Regions from separate parts of the Homo sapiens genome. Here region 1 is linked to region 2. A link is an interaction called in ENCODE POLR2A ChIA-PET data of the cell type or tissue named here. Cell type or tissue: GM12878. All regions are shown on one strand.

Region 1 (2,500 bases), 280 kb after region 2:
TTTTGTAGAGACAGAGTCTCCCGGTGTTGCCCAGGCTGATCTCGAACTCCTGGGCTCAAGCAATCCTCCCATAGTGGTCCTTCCAAAGTACTGGGACTACAGGTGTGAGCCACTGCACTCGGTCCATAGAATAGAATAGAGCTGCTAAAACTCCATGGCCGGTTTCATGGGAAGTGGATCGTTATATGAGAAAAGTTTCATTTGTAGGACACATTCACACACACAATTTTTTTTTTTTTGGTGTATTTTTTTTTTTTTTTTTTGAGATGGAGTCTCACTCTGTCACCCAGGCTGGAGTGCAGTGGCACAATCTTGGCTCACTGCAAACTCCACCTCCTGGGTTCAAGGGATTCTCTTGCCTTAGCCTCCTGAGTAGCTGGTATTACAGGCACGCACCACCACACCCAGCTAATTTTTTGTATTTTTAGTAATGATGGGGTTTCACCATGTTGGCCAGGCTGGTCTTGAACTCCTGACCCCAAGTAATCTGCTGGCCTCGGCCTCCCAAAGTGCTGGGATCACAGACGTGAGCCACTGTACCCGGCCCAAACACACATATATATTTATTTATTATACATATGGAATATCTCTGGAAGTGTTTATAAGAAAATAGTGACAGTGGTTGTCTCTGTGTGGGGAAGAGGGTGGGTGGATGGCTGAAAGTAGAGCAGTCCTTACTTTTCACTGGTTATCCTTTTGGACTCTGAATCATGGAATGGTATTTAAAAGCATAGGCAAGCTTGCCTGGGTTCAAATCCTTGCTCTGGTGCTTACCAGTTTGTGGCCTTGAGCTGGTTACTGAATTTCTCTGAGTCTCAGTGTTTTAATTTCTACCATGGGAATATTAATTGTACTTAACTTACAGAGTTATAAAGAAGATGAGATAAAATATGTGAAAAGTTTTTTAAATAGCTCATGGCACAAAGGAAGGCTATATAAACCTTTGCCATTATTTTAAATTATAGTTCCATGTGCTTATTTGATCAATGCAAAAATAAATAAGAAGAGTTTTCTGTAGCCAGAATTAACAATTATGGCCTTCAGAATGAATGGAATACGACTAAAATAAGAATAGCAATCTCATTCTTTATTTAATGTCAGTTCTGTATAACACATCACATTTTAAATCATCTTTGCTTTTTTTTTTTTTAAGTCACCACTTCCAGAAACTCTGTATAGGGGACTCATATGAACTGAATACCCCATTCTGCACAGATCAGTCCTTTGCTCCATTTCTGAAAACCTGACTGTGATCATTTCTGAGTTTTGTTCAGCTTCTTACTTTCGTTTTTTGTCAGCTAGCATCCTCCACTCTTCCCCCTCCCCTCCCCTCCCTTCCCCTCCCTTCCCCAGTTTCGCTCTTGTTGCCCAGGCTGGAGTGCAATGGCGCGATCTCTGCTCACCGCAACCTCCGCCTCCTAGGTTAAAGCGATTTTCCTGCCTCAGCCTCCTGAGTAGCTGGGATTACAGGCTTGTGCCACCATGTCTGGCTAATTTTGTATTTTTAGTAGAGATGGGTTTTTTCCATGTTGGTCAGGCTGGTCTCGAACTCCAGACCTCAGGCAATCCGCCCACCTCGGCCTCTCATAGTGCTGGGATTACAGGCGTGAGCCACCGTGCCCAGCCTGCAGCCTCCATATTTTCTGGCCCAGTGATTTTCACCCTTAGGATTAGGACCAACTGGAAGCTCTTGAAATGAACTAAGTGGTTTAAAAAAAATAAATGAAACAGAACAGAACAGAAAAAAATAAAATAGAAAATAATCAGAGTGTTTACCTCATAGTAAAGGTAAGTATCATTTTATGAAACTCTCTCTTCCCCACCCCCTAAAAAAGTCTGAAAGCTGTTATCTGTTTCTGAAAATCCAGTAACAATTCCTTGATGTCTGGAGGGATGATTGTCTCTAGCATTGTGTGTTTGAGGACAAAAGTCAGATCAAACTAGGAACTGCCAGGAAAAAGTTCAAATCACCAGGACCAAAGCCGTCTAAGTTCCAGAATAATCCTAGCTGTCTGTGGACTCTAACAGCCTCAGGTGAAAATGGACGGACTGGAAGCACATTTAGAACTTATTAACCAGAAGTTTGGCTCTATGACTAGGAAATAAGAAGATAAAGTCCCAGAGACTATGTACAATCGACTGGTTCACTTCTGAAATGGGAACATGCCACATAGCCCACATGTTCTCCTTGTGCAAGTCAGGTTTAATATAGCAGCCTTTTTTTTGTTACCTTCTATGGATTATCAAAATATCAGCCAATATTAACATTTCTTATATATTTTGAATGCTTAAAAATCTAGATACAACAGAGCCCTCAGAAATAACGCCGCATATCTACAACTATCTGATCTTTGACAAACCTGAGAAAAACAAGCAATGGGGAAAGGATTCCCTATTTAATAAATGGTGCTGGGAAAACTGGCTAGCCATATGGAGAAAGCTGAAACTGGATCCCTTCATTACACCTTATACAAAAATCAATTCAAGATGGATTAAAGAC
Region 2 (2,500 bases):
GAGATGGGATCTTGCTGTCGCCTAGGCTGGAGTGCAGTGTCCGGATCATAGCTCACTGCAGACTGCAGCCTGAAACTCTAGGCTCAAATGATCTTCTTGCCTTAGCCTCCCACCAAGTAGTTGGACCTAAGGGTGCATGCCACCATGCCAGGCAAGTTTTTTTTTTTTTTTTTTAAGAGTCAGAGTCTCGCTGTGTTTCCAGGTTGGTCTTGAACTCCTGGCCTCAAGTGAGCCTCCAGCCTCAACCTCCCAGGTAGCTGTGATTACAGGTGCTCCCTGCTGAGATGCATATGTAAGAATGCTCCTAAGCTGAGGGAAGAGAAAAAGTGATTAATGGAAAGGGACATAACAGGAAAATGGAACCTGAAGAAAAAGATGAAAGAAGAAGGGAAAGAGTAGGCACTGACAAGGGTGGTTATGGTGGGACAGAGATGAGGGGAAGGTAAGATGCAGGGTGAAAAGGAGACAACAAACAGTACAGTATTGTCAAGAGAGGACGTGAAATGGGAAAATTGAATTTTAGCTGGACATGGTGGTGCATTCCTGTAGTCCCAGGTATTTGGAGGCTGAGGCAGGATTATTTTAGCTTGGGAGTTCAAGTCTAGCCTGGGCAACATAATGAGAACCCATCTCTTAAAAAAAATTGACTTTAATCAAAGAAACCTATAATTATATAGCAGTGGGACAAGATAGCCTCTTTTGGGCCTCTGTTTCATCTGTGAAATGATGCTTTTCAATTAGATGATGTGTGGCAAGAGCCACACGGTTTGAGATTCACAATATTTTGCAAGTGATATATAATTAAGCAATGCTGTTTTCTAAGGTATTCATGTATATATTTTAACCCCATCCTGTAAAATTAAAGTCAAACTTTGGAAATAAGACAGGTAGATACCAACTGGCATGTGGCAACTTCTTGGAATCTGTCTTTCAGAAGCAAAACTTTATACTGTGCATTTAGTGAATGCTCTTCTGCAAATATACTTGAGAATGTTATTCATAATCTTAGACCCATTCTAGTAAGATAAGTTACAGAAGTCTACTACCTCCTGGCCTTTGTATATCTTGTTAAAATGTTATATTAGAATGTTTTATGTTTTTTCTAATGGCTGAGCATCAGAAAGCATCATGGAGCTTTTATTTTGAGTCAGAAGTCTTGGCATTTTAAAAAATGTTAATACACAATATATTAGACATCTTTGTGATTTTTTTTTTCCCTGAAAGTACATCCACGTGTGATTTTGTTGTTGTTGTTGTTATTGTTAATACATTATATCCAGTTTAATAATGAAATACTACTTCTCAAGAAGGCTTTGCTTCCTCCAGAAGTGATTTGGTCAAAGCTAACTGTCCCATCTAGTAGGAAAAGTTTAAAGACTGCTAGATCATGTCCACCCACTTATTTCACTGTTAATGGAAGCATTTCCCAAAGTATATGTGCATTCTGGGTTAAATAACCTGGGCCACGTAGGTTTGGGACTTACTATATGCTACTCTTCTCCTCTCTCTTTATTATTTTATTAAAACAATAAAAACTCTGAAGTACTGTAGTATAGGACTTAATTCCTGGGGAGCTTTGCAAGAGCTTAAGATTAGAATTTTTATCTTGTTTTGGATAATGCACTTCTAAGTTTATTTTTTCCTAATGATAGCTCAAGAAGGATGTTTAAAAGAAAAATGTAACCCCATATCCTGTGTATCATAAATATATCTCTGATATGTGTGTATCTCTATATAATCTCCATGTAACACCAGTTAGATTGTCTAGATTTCATTAATGAATTTTTCATAAAGATTTTCATTTCTATGTGTAGAGCTTCCTGTTTAAAAACAAAAAGGAATTTGCATCCAAATTTCTGTTAATCCTTTTTTTTTTTTTTTTTGGAGACAAGGTCTCTGTCGCCCAGGCTGGAGTGCAGTGGTGTAGCCCTGGCTCACTGCAACCTCCGCTTCCCAGGATCAAGCAATTCTCATGCCTCAGCCCCCCAAGTAGCTGGGACTACAGGCGCAAGCCACCACTCCTGGCCAATTTTTGTATTTTTAGTAGAGATGGGGTTTCACCATGTCGGTCGGGTTGGTCTTGAACTCCTGGCCTCAAGTGATCTGCCTACCTCGGGCTCTCCAAGTGCTGGGATTACAGGCATGAGCCACTGCCCCTGGCCCAACTTTCTGTTAATCTTTATTGGATACTTTTTCACTGTGCTGACCCCATGTGAATACTATTCAGGAGGTATGACAGTACCATTATGGTTATAGCTGTGGACACTATTCTTTTATGCTCTGTACTCATAGCTCTTCACCTTTAGGAACTAGAGTAGATGTAAAGCATTTAAGAATTTTAAGGTTTGAGCTATTTCATGATCAACCTGAAAGGGCCATAACTTGTAGGTAATACGTATTTTTGTTTTGACTGTCATGTGGTAGAAGTTACCTGAAAAATGAAGCCAACCAACTCTTTTGCATTTCAACTGTTGGTTTATTTTTTTTGAGACGGAATTTC

The links. Peaks named below come from ENCODE experiments on the same cell type or tissue, not always from the same donor. Only the 100,000 strongest peaks of a DNase experiment are listed, where the experiment ranks them.
Region 1: POLR2A ChIA-PET joins it to region 2 with 5 read pairs; 1 of 35 experiments calls an interaction of 5 or more read pairs at or near these places.

What each region holds. Positions count from the first base shown.
Region 1 is chr3:20,234,738-20,237,237 of GRCh38, forward strand. No RefSeq gene overlaps it. Among named protein-coding and RNA genes, the nearest start is that of SGO1, 50 kb to the left of the region's middle. In GM12878, no CTCF peak of the experiment used is centred here; a DNase peak (open chromatin) is centred at 1,284.
Region 2 is chr3:19,951,546-19,954,045 of GRCh38, forward strand. All of the region lies in intron 2 of RAB5A (RAB5A, member RAS oncogene family), which reads left to right. Among named protein-coding and RNA genes, the nearest start is that of RAB5A, 5.7 kb to the left of the region's middle. In GM12878, no CTCF peak of the experiment used is centred here; no DNase peak of the experiment used is centred here; H3K4me3 peaks cover 315 bases.